Regions from separate parts of the Homo sapiens genome. Here region 1 is linked to region 2. Evidence: chromatin loops called from intact Hi-C (ENCODE). Cell type or tissue: endothelial cell of umbilical vein. All regions are shown on one strand. Each heading gives the region's core, and the rest is flanking DNA. Links, peaks and the distances in the headings are about the cores only. Region 1 has its middle 120 kb from the start of LINC02181. Region 2 holds the start of FOXC2-AS1 (FOXC2 antisense RNA 1).

The links. Peaks named below come from ENCODE experiments on the same cell type or tissue, not always from the same donor. Only the 100,000 strongest peaks of a DNase experiment are listed, where the experiment ranks them.
Region 1: it touches region 2 in a loop (5-fold over the local background); 2 of 110 quality-filtered maps call a loop at or near these places.

The regions. Positions count from the first base shown.
Region 1 is chr16:87,173,526-87,182,375 of GRCh38, reverse strand. No RefSeq gene overlaps it. Among named protein-coding and RNA genes, the nearest start is that of LINC02181, 120 kb to the right of the region's middle. RefSeq lists enhancers at 7,561-8,061, 8,062-8,562. In endothelial cell of umbilical vein, for the core only: no CTCF peak of the experiment used is centred there; DNase peaks (open chromatin) are centred at 3,145 and 4,065; H3K27ac peaks cover 924 bases.
Region 2 is chr16:86,567,353-86,569,852 of GRCh38, reverse strand. It overlaps FOXC2 (forkhead box C2), which reads right to left. Exons shown (of 1, transcript NM_005251.3): 1 at 125-2,500. The coding sequence ends at 1,012. FOXC2-AS1 (FOXC2 antisense RNA 1) reads left to right here and starts at 2,092. Exons shown (of 2, transcript NR_125795.1): 1 at 2,092-2,236. RefSeq lists enhancers at 1,721-2,304, 2,305-2,500. In endothelial cell of umbilical vein, for the core only: a CTCF peak has its summit at 1,417; DNase peaks (open chromatin) are centred at 2,012 and 2,452; H3K4me3 peaks cover 2,500 bases; H3K27ac peaks cover 2,500 bases.

The sequences.
Region 1 (8,850 bases), core at 1,590-4,089, 610 kb before region 2:
TTCTTCTTTAACATGGGGATGGTGATGAGGAGGGCTCAGTGAGTGAAGATGTTTCACGCCCTCCCACCCAGGCTCGTGGCTGCAACTGCTGTGCCTAGAGGCTCTCAGCAAATCGGAGGGCAGTCACTGAAGGCAGTGGTCCTTACCCTCCTAGAGCAAGGGAAGATAAAGCACCAACGAGTTCCCCTTGCTTCACCACCCGGTCTCACCATGATATGCACTGGAAGGGCTCAGGAGAACTGGGGTCCACTCCTGGGTTAGCACTGGGGGAGCGTCGCTCTGTCCTGGGTTCTGGGATGGCCAGGTGGAGGATGCGATCCCCCCTCAGATGGACATTATTTCGTTCTTATCTACAATTGGTGAATCTGAATGGGCAAATATTCCCATAGGTTGAAAGTCAAGCCGGGATGGGCTCCTGAGACGCTCTGCTTCAGTTCCCATAGATCCACCCGGCCCCGGCCCCCTTCACAGGGCAGCAGCCTCAGTGGGATCTGCTTCTCTGGGGCCCTTCCTGAGCCCACACAGCACAGGTGGGGAGGAAGCAGAGTCTCTTTAAGAACAACTTGATTGTGGGATATTTTACTCATCATAAAGTTCACTCATTTCAGGCCGGGCGCGGTGGCTCACGCCTGTAATCCCAGCACTTTGGGAGGCCAAGGCAGGCGGATCGCCTGAGGTCGGGAGTTCGAGACCAGCCTGGCCAGCATGGTGAAACCCCGTCTCTAATAAAAATACAAAAATTAGCCGGGCGTGGTGGCGGGTGCCTGTAATCCCAGCTACTCGGGAAGCTGAGGCAGGAGAATCGCTTGAACCCGGGAGGCGGAGGTCGCAGTGAGCCGAGATCGCGCCACTGCACTCCAGCCTGGGCGACAGAGCGAGACTCCGTCTCAAAAAAAAAAAAAGTTCACTCATTTGAGGTGTGCAACTCAAAGATTTTTACTAATTTTACCAAGTGGTGCAGCCGCCCCCCAAGTCAGCTTGAGAGCATCCTTACCCCTGACCAAGTAACATCCCCCTGCCCATTGACAGTGAATCCCCGGCCCCCTGCAAACACCAAGCTGCCTCCTCTCTCTACCGATTTGCCTTTGATGGATATTCCATAGGAACGGAAGCTGCACTGCATGGCCTTTGTGACTGGCTCTTCCACTCTGCGTCGTGTTTTCAGGGCTCCTCCAGGTTGTAATGTGTGTCAGCCCTTCCTTCCTTTTTTTTTTTTTTATTCTGAGATGGAGTTTCTCTCTTGTCGCCCAAGCTGGAGTGCAGTGGTGCCATCTCAGCTCACTGCAACCTCCACCTCCGTGGTTTAAGCAATTCTCCTGCCTCAGCCTCCCAAGTAGCCACCACACCCGGGTAATTTTGTGTTTTTAGTAGAGAAGAGGTTTCACCATGTTGGCCAGGCTGGTCTCAAACTCCCGGCCTCGGGTGATGCGCCCACCTCGGTCTCCCAAAGTGCTGGGATTACAGGTGTGAGCCACCACACCCGGCCTCCTTCCTTCCTAGTTATGGTAAATAATATTGTGTGGTCTGAATCTGCCGTATTTTGTTTATCCATTCATCTGTTGATAGACACTTGGCTGTTTCATACAAGCAGATTCTTTTCTTCCCTTTCTTACACCCTATGTATCTGTGTATCTGTGATTACATATATGAGTACACATATATGTGTCTGTGTATGTAGGTGTCTGCATCTGTGTGTGCATGTATGTGTGCATATGTATATGTCTGTCTGTATGCATATATGGGTGTACTGTATGTATATATGCATATGTGCGCATGTATGTGTGCTCAGGTATGTGTGCATGCACACACAAGCACGTTTACATGCATGTTTGTATATATGGGTGCATGTATATGAATATGTACACAAGTGTGTACTATATGTGCACGTACATGCATGTTTATGTATGCGCATGTACACACGTGTGCATGTCCATATATGTGTGTCTATATCTACAATCTTGCACCTTGGTTGCTTCACTTAACAACACACATGTGATTCTTCTTCAAATTATTGCCAGCGCTGATTTACTGTCCTGCTTCCCAGCTGTGGGCACAACCCCCAGTGCATTTGCCTTCCTCCTGGTCTCTGTGTTGCGGGGGTGCAGCCTTTGTCCCATTCCTTGGCCATGAGTAATACACCCGGTATGACCTTGTGCTGTTGGCACAGCACCCTCAGGTAGATGGTGAGCCCTTGGGGGCAGGGGCTGCCTGTCTTTGCCCCCTGAATCTGTCTGGCATGTGAAGGAGCTCGGGGCTTGTCTGTTACTGATCAGAGGAAGATGGCTGTGGCCCCCACCCATGTTCTCCGAGGGCTTATCCTGGCTTGGATGATCTTGGCTTCTTTGGGAAGGGAGGGGTGGGGCTGTCTTCCCGCTGTTGTGCCACCATCTTGGGGACTCTCTGAGAAAGGACTCGTGTTGCTGGGGAGACCTCCGTGGCCCCTTGCTGCAGGTGCCCATGGCAGGCATGTGATGTCCGCCCTGGAGGCTCTGGAAACTCCGTGGGGGCCCACACAGAGCTTCACAGGCCTCCGATGGTGATGGAAGTGAGGGCTGTGGCGATGATGGCAGGAGCTCACATTGGTGGCACCTGTTCTGTGCCAGGCGCTCTTCTGAGCCCTGCACATGGATGGACCCATTGACTGCCCGAGGACTCCATGACGTAGGTGTTGGTGCAAAGCCATTTACAGACGAGAACAGTGGTCACTGAGCCGACACTCTGTGCACCTGCCGTGCCTCCTCCTCCCGCTTTCCAGCCTCACGCCTGCCCTAAAGTGACAACTGGAATACGGGTGACAACAAAACAAACCACGCATGTGCCAGGCTTCCTTAGGGACTTTGCACGTGCACCCACGGCAATGCTGTGCCTTCCCATTTACAGATGAGACCAGCAAGGCCAGCAGGGAGGATGAGGGGCTGAGGCTGCACGGCTGGAAGGGGTGGCTGAGCAAGGCAGGATTTGAACTCAGCTCCAAGCCAGAGGTCAGCAGTGTCCCCCTCCCTGTGTGCATTCAGGCTGTTTGTGGGGGTGGGGCAGGGACTGTAGTTCTGCCTCCCTGGAAAGTTCCCGTTTCCTGCAGTGGGCTCTGGTCAGTGACCGGGCAGGTTCCTGCCCCTGCCCTCCCGGCCCCTGTCCTGGCCCAGGGCCCAACACTCCAGTCTGTTTTCCAGACAGGAAACATGAATCAAAATAGCATGACACACGAAACCGTAATTGGGGCTGTGCTGTGAGGCCCAGGGAGGCCTAACGAGTAGAGGCCTCTGCCATCGAACCTGCTGTGGGTGCCCTCCTTCCGCCCTCGGAACCCTCTGGCCTGAAACAGCATTCCATCAGCCCCCCTCCTCACCCAGGAGACCAATGGGGGGAAGGGGGGTGGGGGTGGGGAGGAAGAGGGAGAGGGACGGAAAGGGAGAGACACACAGAGACAGAGGGAGAGAGAGAGGGAGAGGGGGGAGAGATGGGGAGAGAGAGAAGGGGAGACAAAGGGAGAGATAAAGAGGGAGAAAGAGAGGAGGGGAGAGAAAGGGAGAGCGGAGAGAGGTAGAAAAAGAGAGATTCATAAGAGAAGAAAGAGGAAGAGGGAGAGAGAGAGGGAGAGGGAGAGACATGGAAGGAGAGAGACGGAGAGTGAGAGGGAGAGGGAGAGAGAGAGGGAAGGAGGGAGAGAGAGAGGGAAGGAGGGAGAGAGACAGGGAAGGAGGGAGAGAGGGAAGGGGGGAGAGAGAGATGGAGGGAGAGAGAGAGGGACAGAGAGACGGGGAGAGAGAGGGAGGCAGAGAGAGAAGGAGGGAGAAAGGGAGAGAGGGAGGCAGAGAGAGGAGGGAGAAAGGGAGAGAGGGAGGCAGAGAGAGGAGGGAGAAAGGGAGAGAGGGAGAGAGAGGGAGCGGGGAGAGAGAGGAAGAGAGGAGGGAGAGGGAGAGAGCTACAGAGGGAAAGTGGGAGAGGGATGGGGAGAGAGGGAGAGTGGAGGGGCTCTCTGTGCCTGGTTTGGTTGTGCTGTTCCTGATAACTCTGACCCCGACTGACCGACCGGTGCTTACTCTGAACGTTTCCAGGGTCTCTGCGTTTAGGGCCCGTCTGAAGGTTTCTGTGACGGCCTCGGCGGCTCTATGGGCAGATGGCCCTATGGCTCCTCCTAGCTCTGACAGGATCCTCTCAGCCTCTGTGTGCTTTCGCCTCTGCTTCTGCCTCTGCCTCTCTGTCTCTGTCCCTGTCCTGTGCCTGCATCTTTCTGTTCCCTTCCCTATCTCTGTCATCTTCGTTTCTTTCTTTTCTTTTCTTGCCTTCTCCCTCCCCTTGTTTCTTGCTTCAAATAAAGGACAGGGGAGACAGAAGAAAGCTTCGGGGACTTTAGAGCTGCATGGACGGCCCCTTCCGACCCAGCCTCCTCCCTGCAACCCCCAATAGCTGCGCCCCTGTGCCCCTCGTCCCCTCGCTCTCCTCTGTCCAGCCTCCCAGCCCTTCCTGCCCGCCTCTCCCTCCCTTCCTGCCCGAGACCCCCCAGAATCCCCCTCCTGGAAATGCCATTGCCCCCCTGGGGCCTGACCCTCGCTGGCAATCCTCCACTTCCCTGGTGGTCTTCCCTCTGGTCAGCCGGGTGAAAGGTCGCCAGCTGTTGGAGGGGCGGGGGTCTTTGAGGGCATCTAACTGGGTGTTCCCCACATGGGGGCCTTGAACCCCTAAGGGGCCTCGAGGGCCGCCGCAGTCATGGGGGGAGGATCTGTGCGCAGTTCCTTCCTTCATTCATAATCCGTCTTCACTCTGCACACGCCATCTCTGCTCCTTGTGGGAAAACGCAGGCGGGCCCAGTGTGAAGTGGAGCCTCGTCCTCTCTCTGCCCAGAGGGGACCACTGAGGACCGTGGAGAGTAAGGTCCGATGGAGATGGGTTGTTTCATCCCCGATTTCCTCACTTGGCAACGTAGTTTTGTAGCTCAGAGTGTGGCTCTTAATGGTCAGATCTGGGCCAGGCTGCTTAGCCCCCTAAGCTGACGGCACTGCCGTGAGCAGGGCAGGCCTGTTCTTTACCCTCGAGGGCTTTCTGTCCAGTGGGCAGACATTGGACACCGTCCCGCAGGGACCTTCCCTGACCCAGCTCAGATCTGTGAGCGTGGCTGACCCGGCCTGCAGGTGAGGCAGGACTTTCCTGAGCAGGTGGTCACGGTGGTAGGATTGGCCAAAGAAGTCAGTGGGGGGCAGCAGGCAGAGAGATGACAGGGACAAGGGCCCCGTGGTGAGCAGAGCTTGGCGTGATCCTGGAGCAGGACCAGAGTGAGCAGGGAAACATGGAAGGTGAAGGCTGGGGTGGGTGGCAGAGCAGACCCTACAGGACTTGCAGGCCCCCAGGAGCCTGGTCTTCTCTAGGCTGGGGTGGCTGTGCCTCGTGCTGTGGTGCCCGGTCTTGCCATGAAAGTGCCAGGTGTCACCCCCTCCATTGGGGGAGGCGGTGGGGAAACCTGAAGCCCAGGCCTGCCTCGGCTGCCAGCAGCCTGGTGTCTGACAGTGCACCCAAGCTGGCTGGTGGGAGTCCTCTGAATGTCTGTCTTCACTGGCTTTGGGTTCTCCTGTTCTGATGAGGTCATGGTGGTCTTTGGGGGCGCTCAGCTCACGGCAGGCTGCCTGGATCAGGGATGCTCATGTGCCCGCAAAGAAGAGCTTTATCCTCATTGATTTCTAACCAGCTTTATTGAGGTGTGATGTACACACCCTAAAAGTCACTTTTTTCGGTGTTCAATGGAATTCAACTCAATAATGAAAAAGAATGAATTACCGATACATGTAACAGCACAACCAAGCCTCAGAAGCATGCTAAGTGGAAGAAGCCAGGTGTGAAAGGGCACATATGCGATGCTTCTACCTACATGACATTTCTAGAAAAGACCCTGTCTTTCTTTTGAAATATCTGATCCAGAAATATTCAACTGAATTCGAAGTCTATTCATATCAGCCCCAGTCCCTTTAACATCACTTTTGTCTGTGATGAAAGATGAAGCACAGAGAGTGTCTTTAAAACTCTCAGTTTTTATACATTTAAAACAAGTTGGCTGGGCATGGTGGCTCAGGCCTGTAATCCCAGCAGAGGCAGGTGATTATTTATTTATTCATTTATTTTTGAGACCGTGTCTCACTCTGTCACCCAGGCTGGAGTGAAGTGGCGCGATCTCGGCTCACTGAAACCTCTCCCTCACGGGTTCAAGCGATTCTCCTGCCTCAGCCTCCCGAGTAGCTGGGACTACAGGCGCTTTGGGAAGCCATGGCAGGTAGATTGCTTAAGCCGAGGAGTTCGAGACAAGCCTGGGCAACATGCTGAAACCTCATCTCTACAAAAAACATAAAAGTAACCAGGCGTGGTGGTGCATACATGTAGTTACTCTGGAGGCTGAGATGGGAGGATGGCTTGAGCCTGGGAGGTCAAGGCTGCAGTGCACCATGATTGCGCCACTGCACTCCAGCCTGGGCGACAGAGTGAGACCCGATCTCAAAATAAATATAAATAAATAAAGTAAAATAGTTGTCAAAGTTGGTTAAGAGTCTTTAAAATCACCTTTTTCTGGCCTGGTGGGGTGGCTCACACCTGTAATCCCAGCACTTTGGGAGGCCGAGGTGGCAGATCACTTGAGCCCAGGAGTTTGAGACCAGCCTGGACAACATGGTGAAACCCTGTCTCTACTAAAAATACAAAAATTAGTTGGGCATGGTGGTGGGTGCCTGTAATCCCAGCTACTCAGGAGGCTGAGGCAGGAGAATCACTTGAACCCAGGAGGTGGAAGTTGCAGTGAGCCAAGATCCTGCCACTACACTCCAGCCTGGGCAGCAGGCGACACTCGGCCTCAAAAAAATAAAAACATAAATAAATAAAAAATAAATAAAATAAAATCACCTGCTTCTGCAAACAAAATGTGTCTTTGAGAATGATTATCAAGAAGTGGAAGAATTCACCACAAAAGTGTCCTGACCGGGGCTGGACGCTGCCCATGCCTGTCCTGCATCCCTGGGTTGCCCAGGTCCCTGCAGCTCTGTAGGTTTCCGGGGAAGGCAGTGGGTGATTCGGGAGCATGTTCCACATGCCCCTCAGAGGCCCCCAGTAGGTCTGATGTCTGGTGTGCCCCTGGGCTTGCCTTTAATGCACCCCACAGGCTGGCCTCTTTTCTCTGCCTCAGTCTCCTTGCTCCTCCCTCGTGCTTGCTGGGGCCACCAGCCTCCCCAGCCACTTCCTCCCAAGGCCTCATCTCACCTCTGCCTGGGAGGAACACAGACCAGGAGAATCCCACTGGTGTCCACCCATTCTGGCATACGCCTGATTCCAAAAAATCGTACTCACAAAAGTAGGATCAAGAGCGTATTATTATTATTTTTAATGGACTTGCCTTTATTTGGAATTTTATGCCCTTTCAATGTTTAAAAATCTTCCCCGGCCGGGCGAGGTGGCTCACACCTGTCATCCCAGCACTTTGGGAGGCTGAGGCGGCGGATCACGAGGTCAGGAGTTCGAGACCAGCCTGACCAACGTGGTGAAACCCTGTCTCTACTAAAAATACAAAAACAATTGGCTGGGCATGGTGGCACGCACCTGTAATCCCAGCTACTCAGGAGGCTGAGGCAGGAGAATCGGTTGAATCTGGGAGGCAGAGGTTGCAGTCAGCACAGATTGCGCCACTGTACTCCAGCCTGGGCAACAGAGGGAGACTCCATCTCAAAAAAAAAAAAAAAAAAAAAAAAAACAAAAAAAAAACAAACACTTCCCCACCTTTGAATTGCATTTTTTTCCTTAGCTTAAGTAGAAAATAGGACATTCAAGAAGGGCCAGGCTGAAGAGGGCGGTAGGGTGGGTGCCACGGTTTAGGGAGTGGGTTTAGGAAAGCTCTGGGATGATGGTTTGTGACCTGGAGCAAGTGAGAGATGGAGCTGCGCTGTTGTCTCAGGGAAGAGCAGCCCAGGCAGAGGAAGCAGGACTGCAAAGGCCAGGAGGTGGGCGGGGCTGGGCCAGTAAGGAGGCCATGGGGACAGTCACTTCCAGGTGGAGGCAGGGGATGGGGCCGGGTGAAGGACCTTGCGACTGTGCTGTGGCCCCCAGATATGGGTTGCTTCAGGGTGCTGAGCATGGAGGGCGGGGGCTGCCCTATAGCACAAGGGATGCCCTGGTGTGTTGGGGACCAGGCTGCTGCCCTGGGAGGGGAGAGACAGTGTTGGGGGCCATGTGAAGTGCCCGGCTTCAGCATCTATTCTGAAGGAAGAGCTGAAAGGATCCCAAGGGGGTGCCAGGAAGAGAAGGCTGAGTTCATGGTGTCACACTCAATCCTTAGACCCTCAAGGCATGTGGCCTGAAAGGTTAGTGAATGCCACCCTGAGGATTAGTGCTGGCGACACTCCATGTACCGGGGACTCGACCCTTTACCAGGAAGCCATGGATGGGACCCACCACAGCAAACCCGAGTTTCCACCTGCGGGGGGAGGGGTGGGCAGTTCTCAGCAACCCCCCTTGGGGAAGAGGGGCTCCTTTCTTGAGGGGCATTCCCTATGATCCTGAGGGTAAAAGGGCCACTCTGTTGAACGCAGGCCTCCTCAGGCAGTGTAATTGCCATTTAACCTTTGTGGAGCTTAATTAAGGATGTTTAGTCTGGGCAGCCTGCACTTGACTCAGTAGGTCACACCCGTGGCCTTCCCTCCAGCCCACGGCGGCCCAGACAGACAGGCTATCGAGGCGTCCCAAGAGGAAGGGGAAAGGGAGGGTTTCGCCTCTGCACTTCTCAGCCCATGGAGGGCGTGGGCCGACAAGGGGGCCCTGGAGGGTGGGCTGGGAGGATGGCTGCCCCCAGATATGGGCACAGTGCCTGGGGTGGCAGGGAGAGCT
Region 2 (2,500 bases), core at 1-2,500:
TCTCTGGTCGTTTTTATGTGTCTACACATATACCCACCTGTGTAACAAAAATAATCAAAGCAGGTGGGTTTGCAAACACACCTCGTTTGTAAAAAATGCAACAACACAAACACACTGTCCAAACTTTGGGCAGAAAAAACAACATGGGTTTATTTTAAGGTAAGTACAACGATTAAGACCACGTAAGACAAACACAGATGAAGTTAGAGTTTTTAAGCTTTTTTTTTTTTTTTCTTTTAGGAATACTCAGGGTGGAACCTACTATACAAAACCATCACACTTTGTAAATAAAAAGTATCAGATACTTGACTTCTTTATCCACCAACAAAAAAATAAATTATTTTCTTGTTTTGTAAAAGACCTACAATGGGAAAAAGAATTATATCTCATAATTGTACAGGAAACAAAACCCACATCGGTTTCTTGAATTCAATTTGGCAGTTAGAAATGGTTGGGCAAGATGAAAAACTTATCCAGTGAACTCAACTTTAAATATTATATTAATGGCTCTGAACAACAACAACAACAACAAAATAGCCTGATTACAAATCCACACATTTGTACAGCACGGTTGGAGAAATTTAAAATTACACACAGCACATATATTATCTATAGAGACCCCCATACACCTATGGGGACCCCTACAGAAAGTCACTAGGGGCTCGCTATGGGATTTGGTCCATAACTTAACTTTTGAAAGCTCAGGTCGAGCACAGCACAGCCGTCCTGGTAGGGGAGGGGGATTTTAAGATCAATACTCATTTTGTTGGGCTGCGTCCCTTTGGAGGGGTTTCCTGGGATCCCAGAAACGGGGCGGCGAATTAAAGTTACCTGCGCTCTTCACAGACGGCTGGGGGCTAGCGTGCCCGCTCTCTGCTCCCGGGTCTGAGAAAAGGTTGGTGGACATGTTTTGTTTCTTTTTTGCGTCTCTGCAGCCCCTTAATTGTCTGGTTGGGTCGGGGCTGGGAAGCGAAGCCGGAGCGGGCCGGGGAGGGGAGGTCCCGGGACACGTCAGTATTTCGTGCAGTCGTAGGAGTAGGGGGCTGCGTGGCGATAGAGAGGCGGCGTGGATCTGTAGGGCAGCTGGCAGCTGGCATTGCCACTCACCTGGGACTCCCCGAGGGTCGAGTTCTCAATCCCCAGCCGGTGGGAGTTGAACATCTCCCGCACGTTGGGGAAAGTTTGCTGCTGGGCCGCGAACGTGTGGCCGGGGAGGTGGTTCAGGTCCCCGCTGTGGTTGAGATACCAGGAGGCCGCCTGCGCCGCGGCGGCCCCGGGCTGCGGCGTCGGCTGGGGCTGGGGAGCCGGCGGGGGCGGCGGCGCCTGCGGGTGGTGGTGGCCGTGGTGCTGGTGGTGGTGGCCCGTGGCGGCGAGCGCGCCCTCCTGGCCGGCGGCGAGGTTGAGAGCGCTCAGGGGCGACGTGGGGCCGCTCGGGTGGTCCGAGAGGGCCTCGTCCAGGGCGGGCGGGACGCACATGTGCGCCGGCCGCTCGGCCCCGGTGTACAGGCTCATCGCTCGCATGCTGCACTGGTAGCCCCCGGCGGCCCCGGCCTCCAGGCCCTGAGCGCACGGCTGGCCGTAGGCGGCGGGCGGCGCGGCGGCGTAGGGCAGCGCCAGCGGCGGCACCACCAGGCCCGCGCGTCCGGCCCCCGGGCTCAGCTCTCCGCCCGGCGGCGACGTTCGCAGGGTCATGATGTTCTCCACGCTGAAGCCAGGCAGCCCGTTGGGCGCCGCGGCGTGGTGCTCCGGCAGCGAGCCGTCGGGGGAGCCGGCGGGCGTGGAGGCCGCGCTGCGCGGGCTGCCCTGCAGCGCGCTCTCGGGGCTCAGCGTCTCCACCTTGGTGATGACCGGCAGCGCCGGGGACGCCGCCTCGCTCTTGATCACCACCTTCTTCTCGGCCTCCTTGGGGGCGTCCGCTAGGTGGGGGGTGGCCGGGGCGCCCTTGGACGCCGCCGGGGGCGGCTCCTTGAGGTGGGCCCGCTCCTCCTTCTCCTTGGACACGTCCTTCTTTTTGAAGCGCCGCCGGCGCCGCAGGAAGCTGCCGTTCTCGAACATGTTGTAGGAGTCCGGGTCCAGGGTCCAGTAACTGCCCTTGCCGGGCTTCTTGTCGTCGCGGGGCACCTTGACGAAGCACTCGTTGAGCGAGAGGTTGTGGCGGATGCTGTTCTGCCAGCCCTGCTTGTTCTCCCGGTAGAAGGGGAAGCGGTCCATGATGAACTGGTAGATGCCGTTCAAGGTGATCTTCTTCTCGGGCGCGTTCTGGATGGCCATGGTGATGAGCGCGATGTAGCTGTAGGGCGGCTTCACCAGGTCCTTAGGCGCCGCGGGCTGGTGGTGGTGGTAGGGCGCGTAGGAGCGGCCCATCCCCGCGCTGTACTGCTCCGGGTGGCCGGAATAGACGCCCATGGGGCTGGCCATGCCGCCGTAGCTGCCCGCAGCCCGGTAGTAATTCTGCTCGCTCAGGTAGGGCACCACTCCCAGGGCGTTGGGGTCGGACACG